Regions from separate parts of the Homo sapiens genome. Here region 2 is linked to region 1. A link is a contact called in ENCODE Hi-C or POLR2A ChIA-PET data. All regions are on one chromosome and are shown on one strand. The core of a region is the stretch at or near the end of the contact, and the rest is flanking DNA. Distances in the headings are between cores, read along the strand shown. Region 1 overlaps RAPGEF2 (Rap guanine nucleotide exchange factor 2). Region 2 overlaps RXFP1 (relaxin family peptide receptor 1).

Evidence for each region. A loop is a pair of places that touch in the nucleus more often than their neighbours do. ChIA-PET counts read pairs that join two places held with the same protein, here RNA polymerase II (POLR2A). Pooled maps may share reads with other maps.
Region 2: a pooled map shows a loop between it and region 1 (2.4-fold over the local background). The contact joins two enhancer-like sites. A Hi-C loop is called at or near these places in 1 of 168 maps with a recorded cell type or tissue (IMR-90) and 10 of 50 pooled maps. POLR2A ChIA-PET finds 5 or more read pairs at or near these places in 1 of 52 experiments (activated CD4-positive, alpha-beta T cell).

What each region holds. Positions count from the first base shown.
Region 1 is chr4:159,200,960-159,206,743 of GRCh38, reverse strand. The region is part of intron 3 of RAPGEF2 (Rap guanine nucleotide exchange factor 2); the gene reads right to left. Among named protein-coding and RNA genes, the nearest start is that of MIR3688-1, 75 kb to the right of the region's middle. Within about 2 kb of position 3,588, at least 3 of the 41 ENCODE cell types and tissues checked have a DNase peak (open chromatin) inside an H3K27ac peak, as active enhancers do.
Region 2 is chr4:158,607,577-158,613,360 of GRCh38, reverse strand. RXFP1 (relaxin family peptide receptor 1) reads right to left here. Exons shown (of 18, transcript NM_021634.4): 6 at 5,318-5,389; 7 at 1,160-1,231; 8 at 999-1,070. Among named protein-coding and RNA genes, the nearest start is that of RXFP1-AS1, 46 kb to the right of the region's middle. Within about 2 kb of position 2,405, at least 2 of the 41 ENCODE cell types and tissues checked have a DNase peak (open chromatin) inside an H3K27ac peak, as active enhancers do.

The DNA.
Region 1 (5,784 bases), core at 2,339-4,838:
CTTACTTTATTAGAAAGCACTGAACTAACCACGCTTACTCTTTTCACTTACAATCATGCCTCAGGCAGGCAGAGTTTCCGTGTGGGGTACAACGTGCTTCCCTTCAAGGTCTGCAAACACTTCCTTTCCACAGTGCAGCTAGCTGTCACTGGAGGGTTTTTACATGTGTATGTAAAAATGGGAAAGTGATGGTTTTTTTAAGAAAAATGAAACTGAAATTATGAAAATAGTACTTAGTAGTAGCAGCAGCAAATTGTTCAGTACTTAAAGGATATGCAAATTGAGACCTCACTTCCAGGCAATGAAGCTGGTTAAGAGAAGACTGACAATAATAATAATAGTACAGACGGTGCCCAACTTCCAATGGTCTGACAAGCTTTTTTGTCTTTACGACACACTCAACTTCCAGCACCACAACGATTCTGCTTTTCATTTTCAATAGAATATCCAATAAATTACATGAGGTACTCAACAGTTTGTTATAATATAGGCTTTGTGTTAAAAGATCCTGCGCGGCTGGGCGCGGTGGCTCATGCCTGTCATCCCAGCACTTCGGAAGGCAGAGGTGGGTGGATCACGAGGTCAGGAGATCGAGACCATCCTGGCTAACACGGTGAAACCCCGTCTTTACTAAAAATGCAAAAAAAATTAGCCGGGCATGGTGGCGGTGCCAGTAGTCCCAGCTACTCGGGAGGCTGAGGCAGGAGAATGGCGTGAACCCGGGAGGCGGAGCTTGCAGTGAGGCCAAGATTGCACCACTGCACTCCAGCCTGGGTGACAGGGCGACACTCTGTCTCAAAAAAAAAAAAAGATCCTGCCCAACTGTAGGCTAATGTAAGTGTTCTGAGCATGTTTACAGTAGCCTAAGTGTATGTGTCGGTTCTCACACTGCTATAAAGAACTACCTGGGACTGGGTAACTTGAAAAGAGGTTTAACTGGCTCACAGTTCCGCAGGCTGTACAGGAAGCATGACTGGGGACACCTCAGGAAACTTACAATCATGGGGGAAGGCGAAGGGGAAGCAAGCATGTTTTACCATGGTGGAGCAGAAAAGAAAGCAAAGAGGGAAGTGCTACACATGTTTAAACCACCAGATCTCATGAACACTCATCCACTATCATGAGAACAGCATAGGGGAAATCTGCCCCCATGATCCAATCACCTCCCACTAGGTCCCTCCCCCAATGGCACAACAATTTGACATGAGATTTGGGTGGGGACACAGAGCCTAACCATATCATTAGGCTAAGCAATGATGTTCAGTAGGCTAGGTACGTTAACTGCATTTTGACTTAGGATGTTTTCAACATATAGTGGGTTTATTGGGATGTAACCACATTGTAAGACAAGAAGTAAGTGTAGTGGTAGTAATAATAATAAATATCTAAGACTAACACTGAGATTCTATTCTATCTAGTAGTTCTCAGGCCCTGATGTGCAAATGAATCACCTAAGATGTTAATTTAAAATGCATCTATCCCACCCAATTCCCCAGTTTCTGATCATTAGATAGGAGATCCATCAAAGTGACTTTTAAACAAATATCCTGGATGTTTCTTACACATGGGGCTGGCCAACTCTGAAAAACTTTCAGAAAAAATGGTCTCAATATGAACTCCCAAGAGGAACAAATGGCAGGAAAAAAAGTACAACTCTATTAATATCCATGCAACTAGGTACATACATTGTATTAATCAGTGCTATTTTAATTTTTCCTCAAATAATTTTTTTTTAAAATTATGAGCAAAGGAGCCCCTTCAAGTGTTGCTGAAATGCCAAAGCTTAATCCTGAAAGAACCCTGACTGAGGATTTCCAAATAACCTGACACTACCAGTACTGGGCAAAAAACAGAAATCTGAAGACTAAAGAGGTTCGTATAGGAAAGCAGTACTTGCGAGTCTCTCTAATCAGGGGAATTCACGCTTACAGAAGACCAAATCCTTCTTAGAATCTCAGAATTTGACCACAGGATCTTGAGCTAGGAACCACAATGGACAACTGATTTCATTTCAATACATCTCATCCCACAATGGACAAAACGGAAGTCACAAAAGCCCTGGTTTATAACGAGAAACTCTAAAAGGCTCCTGTTTCTGTTTTTCATCAACAGGAAGGAAATTAACGAGGCCAAACAAAACCAAATACAGACCATTATAAAATGATCAGTTCACCTTCCAATGTAAACAGATAGAAAGCCTCTGGGGCAATCAGAACTGTATGATCCCCGCTGAGCATTATCCCAAGTCTAAACAAAGAATAATGGGCATGAGGGAAATACTTGATCTGACCCCCTCACCTCTCCCACCTTCCTTCCTACTACCCCTCAACATAACCTGCTGCTCCTGACAGGCTGCTTTCCTTCTGTTCATTCCAACTCTGCCATGCTGTTCAAGATGTTTACCTCTCTCCATCTACCCTCTACATCCCACTGTACCTTAAGAGATGGCTCAAAAACTACTACTTTAAGAAAATCTTCTCACTCACTGTTTTCCAAACTCTAAAATACTTAGCCCATCTAATTTCATTGTTTTATGTTTTTCTGTAATGATTTCTTATTCCTGAGCATCTTCTTCCAACTACAATGAACTTCCTTTCAAGGCAGGAACTGCGCATCATGCCTAGTAGAAGCTGGGAAACATTTCAGTGATCATTTGCTCAGGTAAATCGGATCAGATGACATCCTTCTGATGAACCCCATGGTCCTTCACAGGAGAAGGTCCAAACCCCCTGGCAGAGCCCATGAAGGAAGCAGGAAATGCTGTGCAAAGAGCGCAGGTTCTGGAGCACAGATTCCTTCTTCCACGCTAGCCACGTGATCGTGGTAAAGTCAAATTCTGAGATTCTAGTTCCTCAACTGCAAAATGGAAGACATTGATGCCTTCTTCACAGAGCTCCTTTTATTTAATGAAACAATATATATGCAGTACCTTGCATGATGGTAACAAAAAATACTAGTTCTCTTCATCTTCCTCATCTCCTTTCCTCTCTTACGATCGTCTCTGAAAGGACCAACCTACAGCTTTGCTTTCTGCTCCCAACCCCAACATTCCTTATGCTGCAAACTTCATCCTGTTCGGCCAGGCCACACATTTTTTTTTCCACCTATGCCACAAAGGTTTTGAACAAACCTGCAGTCTAGCTTCTAAATAGTATATTTTCTCTTGTAAATTTATTACTCATCCTTCTAGTTCCAGGTTAACTATCACCTCCTCTGAGAAGTGTTTTGGTATATTCCAAGGAAAGTGAGTCGCTTTCTTCCAGCTTCCCAGTGCCCTGTGTACATGCTCACGTGACGCAGGTGCCAGAACGTCATAATTATTCACATTGGGAGTTTCTCCTCAATAGTTTTTAAACTCCTCTAACTCTTAAGTACCCCCAATATATACACTACATAATGCTTGATTGGCACTCAAATATTTTCTTAATAAGTAAATTAATGAACTGAATAGACAGGAACCCAGGTAAGGTATTAAAGTGCTTGAAAGTCAAAGATGTGAACTTCAGTTTACCAGTAAATGGAAAAATGGAGCCAGGATCTAAGAGCCTCCTCGGCAATATCCTAGAGATCCACAAGGTGGCACTCTCTCCATGGGAAAGAGCTGTGTGTGCCGCTCCACATTCTCATTTAAGGAGGTGGCCAGTAAATGCAAGCGATCAAGTTGAAGTTGACAAGGGAACTGAAAGAACAAAAAACTACTAAGTCCAAAGAAAACTGATTAAATCAGCAAAGACAATTATTAGAGGGCAAGAAAATAACTGTGAAAATGCTACTTCATTCAGCTGTTAATACAATGTGAAAACTTAAGTGAGGCCCAGTCAGCCAAAAAGGTTGCTCATGGAGGCCAGGCACAGTGGCTCACGCCTGTAATCCCAGCACTTTAGGAGGCAGAGGCAGGTGGATCACCTGAGGTCAGGAGTTTGAGATCTACCTGGCCAACATGGTGAAACCCCGTCTCTACTAAAAATACAAAAATTAGCCAGGCATGGTGGTGGGTGCCTATAGTCCCAACTATTCGGGAGGCTGAGGCAAGAGAATCGCTTGAACCCAGGAGGCGGAGGTTGCAGTGGGCCAAGATCATGCCACTGCACTCCAGCCTGGGCAACAAGAGCAAAACTCCGCCAAAAAAACGAAGAAAGAAAGAAAAGCCAAGGGGGACTGACAAGGAGAGAAAAGAGAGTTGAAAGAAAACAGAGCGGCAGGCGTTGCGGAAGTGGCTGTGGGTAAAGGATGCTGATCCTAGAAGACCATCAGCTCAAAACAAGACTCCCAACAGCCACAAACATGGCCATCTAAGTTTTGGGGGGTTTTCGGGAGTGGAGAAGCAATAAACAGAAACAGAAAGAATGGTGCCCATGCAAAATCTAAGCAAACTGGAACTAGAAGTTAGTGCTTTCCCAGATGATCCTGACAAAATATGAAACAAGGAGGGTGTATGGGGTACAAGAAGAGACTCCTCCCACTCTAGCAGAGCAAGTGCAATATGGCCAAGCCTGAAGCGGCCCAGGGGAGTGAGGAAGCTCCTCTAAATGCTTCACATGGACAGCATTAACAAGGTCATTAAAACAGAGAAGCAAAAAGATGGCGATTGCTTTGTGAGAAAGAATAGGCAAAATGTCCAGAAACAGTGGCTGAGCCGAGCACACGACACAGCTATCTGAGACAGGTTCGGCACAACTGAGAACCACATATAGCATCAAATACCAATTTTGGTGCTATTTTAGAAAGGTCACTTTATACTATCCAGGATGTAATACCGCACAGTATCACATTCAAAAGACAAAGCTGTTGGCATCTGGAGAAAAGGAGACAGGAATCATCATCGAGGGCTATTGATCACATGCCTATAAAACAAGAAAGTGAAATAAAATGAAGACTAACAAAGGTTCCAATAACTACATGGGGACCACAAGGAACTCCAGAGGGCCAGCCACCCATGACCAAAAAATAGAAAAACACCTTTATTTTCCTGTATCTGCGGTCTCACCAACACCCTCCAACCAAAAGATAAAGGGACAACTTCCGAAGCTTCTCCCTCTTCACAGCCTATCATCACATTCTGCGGGTTCCCCTCCCAAGTCTCTATCGAAACCCTTTGCTACAGTTCAGGGTCCCATTTTTGCTCACCTACACTGCTGTTATTACAGACTTCTGGCCAGCTTAGACTTGTGCTCTCAAATATACGATTATGCCAAAAAACCACAGTGAAAATTACTTATTTACAACAAATTATCCTCTATCCTTTTATAGGCGTCCCGCAGACAGTTGAGATCAGAGGTTTTCAATGTCAAGAGCCCTTGGGATTTCAAGGCGTCCAAACCTCTTTCAACCATAATAGCTACTATTGTTGGGCTGAACAGGATTTTCTATGAACAAAGTGTTCCACGGCTTCAAAAAAATAAGTTCTAACAATGGCCACCTTCCAATAGACAGATGGCTTTCCAGATACACAATAATTTTAATCTTTTTCACAAATACATTACATCATTTCTGTTACTGGATTTATTACAGTTTAAAAATTTGTATATTTTTACTCCTCTGATGGAGCGCTGAGCTATAAGCTGATAGACAAAGTTTTCATTATTTATTTTTGTATAGTCAAATGGCACAAAGCAAGCTCACTAGATAAGTTAATGCAACACAGCACAGTAAGCAACCCCAACAATGATATCAAGCCAAAAGAAATATAAAGTGCATGTACTAAAACATGAAGTATACGCCAAATTTTAGAAGGAGGACTAACAAGAGTTAAGGGCTTTGGTATTTACAATTTCCACTGTTGGA
Region 2 (5,784 bases), core at 1,156-3,655, 590 kb after region 1:
TTGCATACCATAGAGAAATCTTTCATGAAATTAAAAGTCAATCAATGTAGCAAACCTCATTGTTATCTTATTTTAAGAAATTGCCACAGCCACCCCAGGCTTCAGCAACCACTACTGTGGTTAGTCAGCAGCTGTCAACATTGACATGAGACCCTTCACCAGCAAAAAGATTATGACTCGCTGAAAACTCAGATGATTGTTAGCTCTTTTTAGCAATAAAGAGTTTTAAAATTAAGGTATGCACATTTTTAAACATAATGTTATTGCACACTTAATTGAATATAGTATAGTGTAAACATAACTTTATTATGTGCACTGGGAAACCAAAAAAATTTGTGTGACTTGCTTTATTGTGACATTTGCTTTATTACAGTGGTCTGGAACAACACCCACAATATCACTGAGGTCTGCCTGTATAGACAGTAACGATGTGCTTAAGAATATTGTGATAAAGGCTGGGCGTGGTGGCTCACGCCTTAATCCCAGCACTTTGGGAGGCCAAGATGGGTGGATCATGAAGTCAGGAGTTCCAGACCAGCCTGGCCAACATGGTGAAACCCCGTCTCTACTCAAAATACAAAAGTTAGCTGGGCGTGATGGCACACACCTGTAATCCCAGCTACTTGGGAGGCTGAGCCAGGAGAATGGCTTGAACCCAGGAGGCGGGGGTTGTGGTGAGCCAAGGTCACGCCACTGCACTCCAGCCTGGGCGATACAGTGAGACTCCATGTCAAAAAAAAAAAAAAAAGAATATTGTGATAAAATATGAGTGAGAATGTATTCAGTTTTTATGGGCTGATATTCTAGAAGACAGAAAATCTTTTAAAATTGTTGGAACTATAAATAGCCTTATAGAATATGATTAAGAAAAGGTTTTTCATTGAAAAGGCCTCTTTGGGGTTTTAACAAATCCAAATTTAATGGTATTAAATTTAAGCATTAATTTTTATTCATGTCTTTGCCTTTGATTGAAATATTTGCTTTAGTTTAGTACTTACAAGAGAATAAGAGAATTTAGTCCATAAAATGTTGGTGGGGAAATTCGACTGAGGTGATTATCTTCAATTATCCTGACAGCCAGAAGAAAAAAATTAATTCATTTATATATCTCTAGAATCTAAAAACTAGTGCAATAAAATGCCACATAAATTAAACATACAGCCATTCTAGTCTGTGAAGATCTTCAAAAACACCCGGCTTCAGGAAGGTTATTCTGTTATGACTGAGATACCTGGAAAAGGAGAAATAACTACAATAAATTTGTATATTTTTGATGTCTTACAATAAGAAAAGTAAAAACAATAATCATCCATCTTAAATTTTTTACATAGCATTCTCATCATGCCACTTCCCTGCCTTTGAATCTCTAAGAATTGCTACCACTTACCTTATCATACCTAGTTTTAAATTTCCCCATAATTAATTAATCAATCTATTCATTCATCTATTCATGTATTCATTAACCTATTTTGAATACTTACCCCATGGCACTGTGCTAAGCATGCCATCCCTTTCTTTAAGGGGCTTTGAGTCTGGAGAGGCCACAGCATGTGAACAGATTACTTTGTAATGTCAGGGAAGCAGAGGGAAGTATATAATGCATGGTTGCTCTGCCATTGCAGAGGAGAAAGCACCCAGCTTTGCTAGGGGTAGGGACTGCAGAGTGTGGAGGAATGAGGAGCCAGGAGAAGGCTTTACTAAACAGAGGCACAATTGAGAAGAGTCTTGGATGAAGACATGCAATTCACAAAGCAAAGAACAGGCAGGAGCTATTCTAGGCAGAGGAAATAGCTTATGCAAAAGCAAGAGGTATGAGAGTCTGACAAGTTAAGAAATCACCAGGTAATTCAATGGGGCCTCACCATGAAGGGGCTATAAGGAGAGACAGGAGATAAACCTAGGAGGCAGGCAGGGGCCTGTTATGGACAAAAGGGCATTGCATCCCTTGCTAAAGGGTTTGACTCTGCCTTACCCATCTTTACATCCCACTCCTCTGCAAAGTGAAATAACTCTTTGTTCTATTGTGTTGATCTCCTCTTCTTGCCATGTTCACTCATGTCTCAATCTCTCTAGTGTAGCAATTCACTGCACTAAATCTGCTATCGAACAGTTTGATTCCTGACTCCTCTACTTATTAACAGTGACTTTGAGCAAGCAGTGAATTCCTGTAAGCCTCAGCTTCCCCAACTCTAAAATGGGGATAGTATCAGGATCTACTTCCTATGGTTTAATAGAGGCAATGCATGCCATAAACATTCAGTACATATTATGTTTTATAGCAGTGTCTCTGCTCACGCCTCTTACTCCAGTTTCTTCCCTCTTTCCTTTTTCTTTCTGCTTATGATTCATATGCAAGTAAGAGTTCAAGTTTCACTTCCACTAATACAAGATTCACACTGATTTCTCTCTCTTCTTCAGTCTTTCATATCTTGAGTAAACATCCTGTAGAATTTCTCCTGCCAGGAATCTGTTCTCCCTTGCTGGGTTTGACTTTTGCTCAGGGCTAGTGAGCAATGGCACCCCATGATAGAGCCTCTTCCTTCCCTCCTTTGCAAACCTGGAGCCCAGGTGGGCACAGTAAGGGGTAAGAAATGACTTACAACCTCAGGGTGTTCTCTTATACAAAAACCCTCCAGGTAAAAGACATTTGATCCACTATTGCTCCCTATGCTCACCTGTTTTGCCCAGTCCTCTTCATTTTTCAGAGCCATCCTTTACTGCTCTGGACCTGAGATAATCACTCCTTTCAGTGAACCATAATAGCAATTTTGGTTTCAGCAACACAGGTTTGGAACTTAAGTACTTTTAAAAAATGGTTCTCTAATGTTTTATATATGTTGGCATTGTTTTCCCATCTTAGATCATAAACTTCTAGAGAACAGGAGTCCTGCCTCTCCCCAGTGATAGCTCAGTGCTCTACCTGAAACGCTAAGGTATAACTACTTAAAGGGAGCCAGCCTGAGTTATCTTTCTATGCCCTCATGGTATCTAACTAAAATATGTGCACTCTGTGAGGGTTAATGAATACTTATGGATCTAATCATTGTTTAGATCCATAAATCATCAGGTATCTAATGATTATTATTATCATTTTTTGAGATGGAGTCTCACTCTGATGCCCAGGCTGGAGTGCAGTGGCGCGATCTCGGCTCACTGCAACCTCCGCCCCCCAGGTTCAAGCGATTCTCTTGCCTCACCCTCCTGAGTAGCTGGGACTACAGGCGTGTGCCACCATGCCCGGCTAATTTTTTGTATTTTTAGTAGAGACAGGGTTTCACTGTGTTAGCCAGGATGGTCTCCATCTCCTGACCTCGTGATCCTTCCACCTCAGCCTCCCAAAGTGCTGGGACTAATGATTATTTAACTAGAAATATGTGGCATCTTTAACACTCAACAACACTCCAGCACTATAGAAAAGCTATGAAAAGAGAGGGAGGACACTTTTAAGTTTACTCTCCAGTTCTGTACTGCCTTTCAAGAGCTTCCTCCACATTCACTGAACATTAAACCAAACAGATAGTGTTTAGTAAATTTTGCAAAGATATATGGAAAGAAGACAGTCAGGAGCCTGAAGAGTGAGTCCAATATTGATTCTGGGTACTTTGCTAAGACATAAAAGAGCAGAGATGGGGTAGAAGGGGAGAGGACATGGCTAAAGTGGTTACTGTTAAGGCTTCGAGTCTCCTGCAGTCTTCTTCCATTTTGCTAGTAAATTACTAGGTGCTCTTCTCGACTCAATCCCAAACTCTGATACCACAAGCCAAAAATCTGACTGGAATGGGTTTCTTGCGTTAGGATACAGAACAGTATAGGTGGAAAACAAGGGGACATAAATGGAAATACAGGGAGTTATGTATTCATGTGATTTTTGGTTATACTTCTTTCCAGTTACTTCTAGAATGCTGCATGGCAGAACTCAATAAAACGGAACATTGAGAAAGCCTTTTTTTTTAAAAGAAGCACAATGAGATACCATTCACACCCATTAGGATAGTTATTGTCAAAACAAACAAATGAAACGAGAACACAAACGTTGGTGAGGATGTGGAGAAATCGGAACTCTTGTGCAACACTAGTTGGAAAGTAAAATGGTACAGTTGCTGTGGAAAATAGTATGGCAGTCCCTTAAAAAATCAAAATCAAATCAAATGACAGTCCCTCAAAAATCAAAGAATTACCATCTGATTTAGCAATTCCAATTCTTGGTATATACCCAGAAGAAGTGAAAGTGAAAGTGGGGACCCAAACAGATATTTGTATCCCTGTGTTGATGGCAACATTATTCACAACAGCCAAAAGGTGGAAACAACCCAAATGTCCACTGACAGATAAACAGTTAAACAAAATGTGGTACATAAATACAATGGACTATTATTCAGCCCTAAAAAAGGAAATTCTGACACATGCTACAACACGTGAACATTAAAGACATTGTGCTAAGTGAAATAAACCAGACACAAAAAACTACATATTTTATGATTCTCCTTATATGAGGTACTTAAAGTAGCCAATTAATAAATACAGAAAGTAGAATGATGGTTGCCAGGGGCTGGGGAGAGGGGGAAATTGGGAGAGACAGATATGAGGAATTATTATTCAACAAATATGGAGTTTCAGTTGGGGAAGATGAAAAAGTTTTGGAGGTGGATGGTGATGATGGTTCCATAACAATGTCAATGTACTTAATGCCACTGAATGGTTTACTTAAAAACAGTTAAATGGTGAATTTTAGCTTATGTATATTTTACCACAAAAAGCTTTATTTCTTTAACCTTACAGTATTTCATGCATTTGTAAAAGTGGGATTAGTGAAGAAAGAGTAATTGAATAACTGGGGAAGTCTTTGGGTTTTTTCTTCTTCATCACAAATATCATCATCAGGCTTTTTTTTTTTCTTTGTCAGAGACAGGGTCTTGGTCTATGGCTCATGCTGGATGCTGGAGCTATTCGGGAGGCTGAGGCAGAGAATTGCTTGAACCTGGAAGGCGGAGGCTGCAGTGAGCTGAGATTGCGCCACTGCACTGCAGTCTGGGTGACAGAGAGACTCTGTCTCAAAAAAAAAAAAAAAAAAAAAAAAAAAAGAAAGGAATACAAATTGCTCAAGATCACACACCTAGTAAGTAAGGCAATCAGGACTTGGACTGAAGCCTGTCTAACTCACAATCCTATGCTCTTAGCCACGGTGCTCTACTGCCCCTTCAGCATCACTTGCATGGCTCCTTGGTACTGTCATGGACAGGGAGGCTGGTCTGGATTGGAATAGTCTAGGCTGTCAGACTACCATGGAATGGGCAAATTAATTCACACTGGTACTTACAGTTTAGTAAGGCTATTCAGTCCTCTGAAAGCATAGATGGAGATGGATGTAATCTTATTGTTTTGCAGGTACCTGTGAAAATGATTATTAAAAAGAAAAAAAAATGAAGCAGAGTTTCACTTTTGCAAGACAAAAAGAATTCTGTGGATGGATGATGGTGATGGTAGCATAGCAATATGAATGTGCTTAATGCCTCTGAAGGTAGACTTAAAAATGGTTAAGATGCCACATTTTATGTTATGTGTATTTGATGACGATTAAACATTTTAAAAATTGAAAAAGGTAAACATTACAAAATAATTTAGTGAAGCCAGATATCATGTCACTTCATGTTTCTGTTAAATTTATGTACAATTAGGCTGGTTTGTATTTAGAAATTCTAGTTATAAAGATGAATGAATAACAGCCAAAGCTTACTATTTGAATTTTCTAGAAATAAAATGTTAACACATAGTAAAGCCCTCATA